Regions from separate parts of the Homo sapiens genome. Here region 1 is linked to region 2. The links are chromatin contacts, found by Hi-C or POLR2A ChIA-PET in ENCODE. All regions are on one chromosome and are shown on one strand. Each heading gives the region's core, a stretch centred on a gene start or an enhancer-like site at or near the end of the contact. The rest is flanking DNA. Distances are from core to core; before and after follow the strand shown. Region 1 holds the start of METAP1 (methionyl aminopeptidase 1). Region 2 holds the start of PDLIM5 (PDZ and LIM domain 5).

What was found. A loop is a pair of places that touch in the nucleus more often than their neighbours do. ChIA-PET counts read pairs that join two places held with the same protein, here RNA polymerase II (POLR2A). Pooled maps may share reads with other maps.
Region 1: a loop to region 2 is called in a map of B cell, with 17 times the contacts of the local background. The contact joins the promoter of METAP1 here to the promoter of PDLIM5 in region 2. A Hi-C loop is called at or near these places in 2 of 168 maps with a recorded cell type or tissue (B cell and naive thymus-derived CD4-positive, alpha-beta T cell) and 8 of 50 pooled maps. POLR2A ChIA-PET finds 5 or more read pairs at or near these places in 1 of 52 experiments (CD4-positive, alpha-beta memory T cell).

The regions. Positions count from the first base shown.
Region 1 is chr4:98,993,243-98,999,011 of GRCh38, reverse strand. METAP1 (methionyl aminopeptidase 1) reads right to left here and starts at 3,291. Exons shown (of 11, transcript NM_015143.3): 1 at 3,145-3,291. The coding sequence starts at 3,258. It overlaps MIR3684 (microRNA 3684), which reads right to left and starts at 1,625; the gene lies at 1,552-1,625. RefSeq lists enhancers at 2,096-2,878, 3,800-3,849 and silencers at 2,620-3,079, 3,240-3,559.
Region 2 is chr4:94,450,098-94,455,971 of GRCh38, reverse strand. It overlaps PDLIM5 (PDZ and LIM domain 5), which reads right to left and starts at 4,030. Exons shown (of 13, transcript NM_006457.5): 1 at 3,977-4,030; 2 at 588-725. The coding sequence starts at 683. RefSeq lists silencers at 3,531-3,790, 3,961-4,380.

The sequences.
Region 1 (5,769 bases), core at 2,042-4,541, 4.5 Mb before region 2:
ATGGAGAAACCCCATCTCTGCTAAAAATACAAAATTAGCTGAGCGTGGTGGTGCATGCCTGTAATTCCATCTACTTGCGAGGCTGAGGCAGGAGAACTGCTTGAACCTGGGAGGCGGAGGTTGCGGTGAGTCGAGATCGCACCATTGCACTCCAGCCTGGGCAACAAAAGCGAAACTCCGTCTCAAAAAAAAAAAAAATCCTCATTTTTCTAACAGGTGAGGTAATCATAGATTGCACAAAAGGTCATAAAGGAATAAACAAGGTGGTGTGACAGAGTAACTGGGAATGCCTTACTTCTGTTAATGGTGTGATAGAAAGGCCTCTTGCAGTTTTGTTCTGTTTGTTCCCAAAGACAAGCTGGCCAGACAGCCAGGCCAGGGACCAGAGCAGTAGAAAGAAAGACCTCCTAGTGATCACAGAAGTGTTAAGGAAAATCCCTAATTTCTTCTTTTTGGTTTTTTGTTTTGTTTTGTTTTTGTTTTTTTCTTGAGACGGAGTCTTGCTCTGTTGCCCAGGATAGAGTGCAGTGGTGCAACCTCGGCTCACTGCAACCTCCACCACCCAGGTTCAAGTGATTCTTGTGTCTCAGCCTCCTGAGTAGCTGGGACTACAGGCGTGTGCCACCACGCCCAGCTAATTTTTGTATTTTTAGTAGAGACAGGGTTTTGACATGTTGCCCAGTCTGGTCTCAAACTCCTGACCTCAGGTGATCCACCCGCCTAGGCCTCCCAAAGTGCTGAGATTACAGGTGTGAGCCACCATGCCCAGCCAAGCCCATATTTCATCACAGATGTATAAAGCGCTTAGAATAAGTTACAGTGACTTGATCAAGGTCTCAAGCTGGGATTGGGGGAACAGCTGTGATTTCAGAAGACAGGTGACACTTCGGAAAGGAAAGAATGTAAACATAGCCTTTGGCTAGAGCAAGAGGCTCAGAAGAGGGGCCCTGAATGTGGGGCTGGAATCCTGAAAGCAATGAGGGATACGCATAATCAGACTGCGGGAAAAATAACTTCTGTACAAAAGGTTTTGTTTGATAGGGTTTTTTGTGGGCGTTTGTTTGCAAGGGGAGGAATTACAGTAGAGAAATAAATTAAGAGAGTATGACAACTGATTTGGTGGGAAATTTTAAAAGCTGACCATAGGAGGTGGTAACAGAAATGAAGAAAAAGAGACAGTTGGGACAGCCACTCTGGGAATATTTGAGTGCATGTCTAACAGTGATACCAGAAATATACCTGCAGAATCCAACATGTAAATACCTCCAATCCTAACACACGGAATAAACCCTAGATGTTTTGTTTTCACAAATTTGTCTAGCATTTTTCCACAAACCCCAGTGATTCACCTTCTTTCTACCTGTTTCATGAATGTGGTTTCACACTACCTTTTTAAAATCTTAACAGAAGATTGTAATACATATTAATTCAAAATGCCACCTACTTTTAAAGTTATTCTACTCAGATGGTACAACTGTCAAAAGCAAACACTGTTTCTTAATTTCAGGTCCCACACAGGCCACAACAAGATAGAATTTGGGAATTTTAAAGAATCTAAAGGACGTGTACTAGGTCTAACATGAGTAATGCTCAACATGTTAAACCTAGTACAGGTCCTTTAGATTGTTCGGTAATGCTATTTTTAGATCAAGCAACACTCCTCCACGTGCAAGTTTTTCCAAATTATACTAACAAGGTCAAGGATCATATCCTATCTAAAAACAAGACTGTATAACACAGCTAAGACCTTTTGCAATCGCTTATCTACAAATATTGTGACGTAAAGATTGTATTTATTTATATCTTTACGTTTTTATGTTTTATGTTGGAAAACACTTTTATTATTTGTATTGTGTTCATATATCTGCCTTCATTCTTATTCATATTTTTATTTATGGCAGAGTTAAATCGTACTAGAATCCTTTAAAAAATAAAGGACTTTACATTATAACAGCATTTCACGTTCCTTGGATAATCTGGGTCTCAGAAGAAGCTTGTGAAACTTACAAAGAAAGCTATAATCATCCCCTCTGTACAGTGTAACACTGGAACTCAGAAAGATTAAGTAACTTTACTAATTCAAGATCGCACAATAACTGGCAAGGGCAGGGCCCCAATCAGGCCTTCTCTTTATTCCGGCTCTCCTCCCCACAGGACGCTACCAATTTAATATTTGAATATTCATGTGCCTCTCTTCACTAAACCTGGACTGTAACTAAGAGCCATACTATTGCCGCCCAGCCCTCATCCTGGGTCTCGAAATGCAGCAGCAACACTAGTACTCTTCAGTAAACAGAAACACGAGCACACGCTTCAGTCTGGACCCCATTCAACGCTGGGTTTGCTCTACTGCACAAAACTTAAAATACACTACAGCATTCACGCCTAACCCTCAATGGAACTGTCCTTTTCACTCTGGGAAATTCAGTCACAGGTGACTCATCCCGTTAGCTTACAGTTTTGTAAATTAATAATTTTATATACCGAAAGAAAAGAATGAATTACACAGACCTCTCCCTTCCCCACCCCCAAAGTTGCTTAAGTGTCAAAGCACGGTAGTAAAGCACAAAGAAGTGGGGCTGGAGCTAGCTAGCGTTCCTCCTCTCTGCGACTCCGACGGTCCTCGGGCCACCCATCTCTCAGAGCCCGGCAGGTAGCTTCAGCCCCCCACCCCGCAGGGACCCGACGGACGGCCCGGCGCCTCCAGCGCCCAGACCCGAGCCCCGCCGGTGCTGCGGATGTGGAGGCTCGCGACGCTCGGGCTGCCCTCCTTCCCGGCGCCGCTACCTGCCTCCGGCAGCCCGCACACCTGGCGGCCCCCGCCCCAGCGCGGGGAACCGGCCCCAGAACGCGGAGGTCTAGCGCGGCCACGCGACCCCGCACAGCCCGCTTCCGCCCCAGCCCACATGGCCGCGGCGGGTGGCGCCCCCGCCCCCGCGTGAGCCCAGCGCGGTTCCCGAGGACCCAGGGACCCCAGGAGGCAGGAGGGGGCGGTGGCGACGCGGGTGGGGGGAGGAGGAAACGCGGCCGGGGGGAAGAGGAGGAGCGCGTCCCGACTCGCCGCAAGGGCGGGAGGAGCCAGCAGGGGAGAAGCGAGGAGGGGTCCCGCAGCGGCGGCATATCCGCGGGGCAGCGGGCGCCTACCTGCGAGCAGAAGTACGAGCCCTGGATGCCCAGCTTGATGCAAGTGGGACACTGGAGCTTGGCCTCACTGCTGCAGCCGTCTGTCTCGCACACCCGCGTCTCCACGGCCGCCATGCTGCCTGCCCGCTGGAAGAGCGCCTCACCGAGGAAGAGGCGGCGGCGGGAGGGAGGAACTGCCGGGCGGAGGGGAGGGGAGAGAGACCGAGTCGGGGGAGGAGCTGGGCCCGCCGCTGGCCTGGGCGCGGGAGGGGGAGGAGCCAGGGCCGGCCGGGACCACGCAGCGCGCCCCGCCCCGGCCCCGCCCCCGCCCCGCGCGCGCAGCTGGTGCCCCGCCCCGCCGGCTTCGCCCCGCCCCCCGCCGGCGGTGCCTGCGTGCCCAAGCCTCCCGGCGGCGCGCACATTGGGGCTGTAAGGGAGCTCGGCAGGGCCCCCCCATTCGGCGCCTTCGGGCGTCGGCCAGCAGAGAACGCGACCTGCCGGCGCCTGACGGTGAGGAGCCGCCCTCTCGCGGCGCACTCTCTGTGCCTACAGTCAGATAAGACAGTCGTCTTCACTGACGAACACCCAGGAGCCCTGATCATCCCCGACACCCGCAGGAGGCTAGAGAGGGCGCTGCGCTCCTCTGCGTTGGATTCCCCCGCCGCTCCTTGGAGAACAGTCCCTTGGGTTAAGTTCTGTTTCTCACTGACATTGTCGGGTCTGAGGCCTAAGGACCACCGCTCATTCACAGAAAGGAGAGCCATAGAGCTGTCAACGGGACGGTGGGCTGGGATTCACATCTGCCCTCCCTCCTGCCAGACTTTTTTTTTCCACACACCACCACCTCCCCTTCAAAACCGATAGTGCTAGTAATAGTAACACAACTGTCAGGTATTCAATACAAATAATTTTTTTGTATAATCCCAGTTGATTGCTTCAGCAGTAAATAGGGGAGAATTGTGCTGATCCTGAAATGTCAGAGTCGAAAGAAGCTGTAAAGGCCTTCCCCTGCGAACCTGTTGCTTCAATCTTTTCAGCTGTATTCCAGGTCGGTTGTGTTGTAACTCATGCTTGAGTGCCTCCTTGTCACTAGGGAAGAGCGAAAAACTAACATTTACTGATCACAAAAGGCTGTGAACTTTGTTATTGTATTTTTTTAACTTCTCCGTACTTAATACACCAGAAAAGCTCATACTACTTTTATTTTTAAGAACTTTGTTTTGGCTAGGAGCGGTGGCTGACGCCTGTAATCAATCCCAGCACTTTGAGAGGCCAGGGCATCCAGGGCACCAAGGCCAGCGGATTCTTTGAGGCCAGGAGTTCGAGACCAGGGTGGAAATATGGCAAAACCCCGTCTCTACAAAAACTAAAACTAAAAACTAAAAAATTAGCCGGGCATGGTGGCAGGCGCCTGTAGTCCCAGCTACTGAGGAGGCTGAGCTGGGAGGATCTGTTGAACCTGAGAAGTCAAGGATATGGTAAGCTATGATCCTGCCACTGCACTCCAGCCCAAACGGCAGAGCAAGACCATGTCTCAAAAAAAAAAAAACTTAGTTTTGCAATATAAGCAGTAAAAATGATGTAATAAAATCAAGTAATAGAAATGTTTACATGCATACATACATATACTTTTGTATACAAGAAAAAAATCAATAAGTATGTATGTATGTATAAAATATTTTTTAAATAAAAACTGCACCATACCATATAAAGTAATTTACTTACCTGATTTCTTCAGTTACTATGATGTCAACTTTTTGTTTGTCGTTTGGTTTTTCTTTGAGACAGCATCTCATCCTGTCAACCAGGCTGGAGTGCAGTGGTGCTCACAGTGAGAGGTGACAGCGAGGTGACAGCATGCTGGCAGCCCTCGCAGCCCTTGCTTGCTCTCGGTGCCTCCTGGCCTCAGCTCCCATTCTGGCCGTGCTTGAGGAGCCCTTCAGCCGCCGCTGCACCGTGGGAGCCCTTCTCTGGGCTGGCCGAGGCCAGAGACGGTTCCCTCAGCTTGTGGTAGGTGTGGTGGCAGAGGCACGGGTGGCAACTGCGGCTGCGTGCGTCGCTTGCGGGCCAGCTAGAGTTCCAGGTGGGCGTGGGCTTGGCGGCCCGCACTCAGAGCGGCCGGCCGGCCCCGCCGGCCTCGGGCAGTGAGGGGCTTAGCACCTGGGCCAGCAGCTGCGGAGGGTGCGCCGGGTCCCCCAGCAGTGCCGGCCCACCAGTGCTGTGCTGGATTTCTTGCCGGGGCTTACCTGCCTCCCCACGGGGCAGGGCTCAGGACCTGCAGCCCGCCATGCCTGAGCCTCCCCCGGCCCCACCGTGGGCTCCTGCCCACGTGGCCCAAGCCTCCCCACGAGGGCCACCCCCTGCTCCAGGGCACCCGGTCCCATGGACCACCCAAGGGCTCAGGAGTGTGGGCTTACAGCTCGGGACTGGCAGACAGCTCCACCTGCGGCCCCAGTGCGGGAACCACTGGGTGTAGCCAGCTGGGCTCCTGAGTCTAGTGGGGACTTGGAGAACCTTTATGTCTAGCTAAGGGATTGTAAATACACCAATCAGCACTCGTATCTAGCTCAAGGTTTGTAAACACACCAATCAGCACCCTGTGTCTAGCTCAGGGTTTGTGGATGCACCAATCCACACTCTGTATCT
Region 2 (5,874 bases), core at 2,781-5,280:
ATACATTCAAACTAAATCCATAATGAGGTAAAAAGCCAAATCTCAATTATTCATAGGCTATCTAGTTGGAGCTCCAAGCCCTTCATTTCCTCTTCAAGGGTAAGTAGCTTTTGGCCATCTTACTGTTGGCTATCACCTCCACCAGAAAGTGAGCTGAGGAAATAATTCCGAAACAATCATTTTATTCAATTTTGATCAACAGTTTTTAACAAACAGCTTTTGGAACTGAAAGAGATTATTAAAATCCCATAGCACAACCTTTGAAAATTATATATGAAAGAACGAAGATTCAGAGAATTCCCCAAATTAGGGACAGTTCAAAAATGTACAGTCTGTTCCTAGTTAAATGCTTTTTCCATTTTATTATTGATAACATGGGGGAAAACGAAAAGAAGTTAAATTGAAGTCAGTTATCCTTGCTAAATCTACTCCCCTCATCCTTTATTATAGATAATCAAATTTGCCAAGATCAAATCCCAGGAGCAATGATAATAAGTAGAGTACAGGTCAACAGAGAATTAAACAACTCAGCCCGAGGACTAAGCACTGAATGAACATCTATAATAAAATTTGTAAAGTTTACTTACACTAGAGATTGTCAGAGGCATGTTGAAATCCTTACCGCCCTGCAGCCGGAAACCCCAAGGAGCTGGGCCAACCAGTGACACACTGTAGTTGCTCATGGTTCTAATGGCTCAAAGTCCAATGACAGAAAATGAAATATGCTGTGAAAGAAAATCAGATGATTAGCAAAAATGTTTACTTGAAACCCTAGAACATAAATTATGTTTAGTATTTTGTTTGAGGGGGGTGAGAGGATATAGAAGATAAGTCTTAATTAAGTTCTTCATTAATTTCAGTTTAAGAAAAGCAATCTGTGAGCTAATATAAATTTTCTACACTCATGGCAATTTCCATGGTCTAAAAATTCCATATCAGAATACATTTCTAGACACTTAGTATGTTTCACAACTTGCTTCAATCCAATTTTGTGGCTTCTTGCATGCAAAGTTTAACTCAAAGTACTTTACAATACTTCACTAATGTAGCAAGATTTTATTTCAGGTTGAATTCAGAATAATTTTCTCCTTCCCTCCACTTCATGTATTCTTTTGTCTGCAATTGACAAGAGTCTTTCAACTGCACTTACTTAAATTCTAAGTTACTCTAACATGTGAAAGAGACTGCAAATCAGTAGGCTCCCATTCATGCTTTCCAAATACTAAATTCTTTACAATGAGAAGCTGTTTTTCAATGCACAAAACTATTCTCTCCAATCATGAACTACAACTTGTATTTCCTCCTATGGGGACATGGTATTTTCCACACTTAAAGTGATATCTACTTTTCCTTCAGATAGTCAACGATAGGCAATACTCTAGTACAGTGATGTTAGTCACAACCTGCTTTTTGTTTTATACACACACCTCACCAGGCAGAGAGTAAGCATTTGCCACTCAGTGAATAAGATTATGACTAAATACAGCAAAAGTGCTGGGTTAATGCATTCAAATGGAATTGGCAGTTTAGAAAAGAACCAGTGCTTCGGTGCTTTCTTTTGTCTGTTCTGCTGTTAAGTGTGCGTGTGATGACTCTCCTAGTAGTACTTTCATATAATTTTTAAAAAGCAAAAAAAAAAAAAAAAACTTCGAGTTTCCTATTGGTTGTTATAACGGCAGGAGACAGAGGAATGAAGTTTTCTTTTGTTTTAATGGAATACTAAGAAACAATAATTCTCTCTCTTTAAAAAATATTAAAAACATAACAGATATGTAATTTTATATTAAAAACATACTTCCTTGGAAAATGTAAGCTATTCAACCAAATCACCACCTAATATTACCTGTCTTAAAATATGTTTTAACCCATTCAAAATTTCTAGCCCATCACCCCAAATTCATAGTTGCAGATATAGATATTTGAGCCATAGGTATATTTAAAGCAAACATTCCTTCTTCTCATAAAGGGAAAATGGGGCAAAACATTCAAATAAGCCTGGTTTTTAAAGAAAAATTATATCAGGGAAAATAAAAATTACAGAAAATTGTATCAGAAACCGAAACAGCTTTTCTACTGGCGTGGTAGTATACTGAACTACAAGGCAATAACACATTACTTCAGTAATGAAGTAATAGGCACAGAGCACTAAAAAAGATCCAAAGGCCAAGCCGGAAGTCAAACTGTATATATAGGTGAAAAACTACTAGTGGGAAGCTAATAACGAGCCACACATAATTCAATTGCTTTCCCGCTATAAAAGGAGGAGATTTTCAGAAAACTAATAGAAGGACTGTCCTGATATTGACACGATACAAATCAGAATCGTGTAAAGCCAACTGATATTTCACAGGCAGCCTGCCCTCCTTTATTAATCTTTAACTTGTGTCTGGGGAATAATATGAAAGTTGGGCTCAACTTCCTCTGGCCCCATTCTTCCCTACAAGAAAATGTATTTCATTTAGATTATCAACCCATGTACTTGCAACTTCCCTTTACTTGGGGATTCCCTTCCTAACTTCTCTCATTTGTTATTAAAATTCCTAGCACTGGCAAGGTCACAGCCACACTACAAAACCAGTGTCATTTCATTTCTAGTCACTGTCCGTTCATTTCTAGATGCTTCTTCTGCTAGCTTCATTTGGAATTCATCTGCCTTAAAACAGTCTCTGCCCCAAGCAATGGCAATATTTTTATTGGCCTTTCCAAGACTCCTCCATCTGGTTATTAGTGCCCAAGCCCTTCCTCAAATACCAAGCAGGCAGGAAATAGCAGCATACTCTTTCAAACACGTCGAAAAGGTTGGAATTTCTGTAGAGTTATGGATTTTCTTTTAGGGAAAGTCTAAACAATGTCTTTGCTCTAGTACTAGGGAAGGAAGCTTGGTATTTCCCACACTTGTATCTCAGCTTCATTAGTGGGTGAGAGGGGAGAAAGGAGAACTCAAGATGAACTACACAGAGTGACAAAAAAAAAGGCCTGAAATTAAAGAGAAATATCTTGAGATTCTCTTTCCCCGCAATGGAGAGAGAATGTAGGTAGAGCTGAAGAACTAAAGCCACAGGCACAGGATGAAAGCAGCCGACAGGACAGTTTTCCAGGAGGGATTCGCGCCTAGCCTTGTTGGCCAAATAAGGCTACCGAACGGGCCGTTTCCGTGGCAGGCGGGTTCAGACGTCCTCCCCGTCAGGAAGGCGGACTTGGGATAGGATCTGGCGATCACACCCTAAATCTGCCCTGCCCAGCGCCGCCACGAATTTTCCTTCCAAGCTCTGCCCTGTCCACACGCCCTTCCTTTTTCCACTTATTGTAAAACGCACCGAAGGCACAGTCTTACAAAAGCCCCAACAAGTACTCAAGTGTTAACAAATCTCGTGTTCATGACAAATGTGTTTCTTAAACGAGCTTTATTTCTGGACGCGCAGAAGTTTTCCCCAAACAGGTTACACAAAACTGTAAATATCTGGGGGAGAAATAAATGCTTCTCAGTAGCCTGGGAGCAAAGAAAAACTAACGCGCCTTTTCCTTTGAGTCCCGCTTCCTACCCTCCAAGAGACTGGCGCAGGACTGGGCACTCAGACACCACACCACGGTGGTGCCGGGCGACGCCGGCAGCCGGGTGGGTGGGAGCGGCAGTGCCCGTCCCTGCCGGCCCTCGCCACCTCCGGGCGCCCTCCCGCGTCCCCGTCTCCGCTACGCTGGTCCCGGTCGGCCCGGGCTGCGGGGACCCCAGGGCTCGCCCTCTGGCCTCATGCGGACTCCAGCGCTGCCCTTTTCCGGGCGCTCCTTTTCCCAAGCTGCTCTCCCACCTCCGCCGCTCCGCGCCCAGAAAGCACCTGAGGAGCCATCCCTGCCCGAGGAGCGCCCCCTCCTCGTCCCCAACCGGGCTTCCCTTCTCGCGTTCGGCGCACAGCGGCCGGTTCTTTCCCTTCTCCCACCGGAGATCCGAGAGGCGCATCGCCGGCCGGCCGCCACTCACCTCGGGTCCGGCGCGGCGCGGGGCTGCCTCCGCCTCAGACAAGGGCTGACAAGTGACTCGCGGTGAGGGCGCCGTCCCCACCGCCCGCGGGAACTTCCGCCTCCTGGCTCTCCCTCGCCCCACCCCCGACCCAGGACACGCCCCTCCGCTCCCGGCCACGCCTCTGGGCCAGTCCCAGCCGCGCCGCGCAGGGGCGGGGAAGGTGGCGGCGGCGCCGGGCGCTCGGGCTTGCTGGGGCTGGCTGAAGCAGCTGCGGAAAGACAACTGCGCTACCGAGTTTCGGTGGGAGTAGTCTTAGCGGATTTTGAGCGCTACCTGGCAAAGGTCTAACCCTCCGCTCGTCCGTTTTGTAGTGGGTGCATTTTTCTCTCCAGAAATTTAAATTGGCAAGCAGTTGCTCTGCCTAAAAATAGAAGGGTACTTTGGATAAATCTCTATCTATGCAAGTTCAGCGGTTACTGCCTGCGTTTTTTTTTTTGAAAGAGCTTTACATGCTCTGAAAAGTGCAGACCCAGAAGTTTACCTGTCAGGAAGGTGAAAACCAGTAACCCTAACAGAAGTTAACCCTGTCCATCACACCAGAAGACAGTGATACATAAAAGCGGCCAAAAGTGATTCAACCACTGTATCTTCAGTTTATTTTTCTAAATCCAAATCAATAGTCCACTTTCCAGCCTTCTATAGGGTTGCTTGATACGCCCGAGGAATTTATTCATAAGAAAACGTGAATAATGTTCACTGAACATACGGAAAGTAACTAGACTGTTACACTGTGAATTGGCTTATAAAACGTGAAAAGGACAATTCTTAACCAAGGAGCATATAAAGCAAGGATGAACTTCATGAGGTCCGTGAGCTCCCCGGCCCCCAGAAGTGCAAGCAAAATTCCAAAGGCGAAGATCCAAAGCTGCTCTTTCCCTAACGGTAGCCACTGGCCACATGTGGCTATCGAACAGTTGAAATGTGGCTACTGTAACTGAGACCATGAATTTTTTGTTTTACGTAATTTTAAATAATTTAACATTTAAAACTGAAGCAGGATAACATTTCTTTACTTTTTTTTTCTTTGAGACGGATTCTTGCTCTGTCTCCCAGGCTGGGATCAGTGGTGCAATCTCGGCTCACTGCAACCTCCACCTCCCGGGTTCAAGCGATTCCCCTGCCTCAGCCTCCTGAGTAGCTGGGATTACAGGCGTGCGCCACCACGCCCGGCTAATTTTTTGTATTTTTAGTAGAGATGGGGTTTCACCATGTTGGCCAGCCTGATCTCGAACTCCTGACCTCAGGTGACCAACCCGCCTCGGCCCCGCAAAGTGCTGGGATTACGGGCATGAGCCACCGCGCCAGGTCGTTAACATTTCTTTTAAGCACTACATTTAAGGACTAAAGTTGAAAATATAATGCCCAAATTGAAATGCGTTGGAAGTGTAAAATGCACACTGGATTTCGACGACTTGGTATGAAAAAATAATGTAAAATGCCTCAATAATTTTTATATTGATTATATGCTGAAATCATCATATTTTATGTTTTGTTAAATGATACATGATTATGGCCGGGCGCGACGGCTCACGCCTATAATCCCAGCACTTTGGGAGGCTGAAGCGGGTGGGTCACCTGAGGTCAGTAGTTCAAGATCAGCCTGGCCAACATGGCGAAACCCCGTCTCTACTAAAAATACAAAAATTAGCCGGGTGTGGTGGCGCATGCCTGTTATCCCAGCTACTTGGGAGGCTGAGGCAGGAGAATCACTTGAACCCGGGAGGTAGAGGTTGCAGTGAGCCGAGACCATGCCACTGCCCTCCAGCCTGGGCGACAGAGCAAGACTCCGCACCAAAAAAAAAAGAGTAATAATAATAATATTTGATTAAAATTAATTTCACTTTTTAAAAAAAATG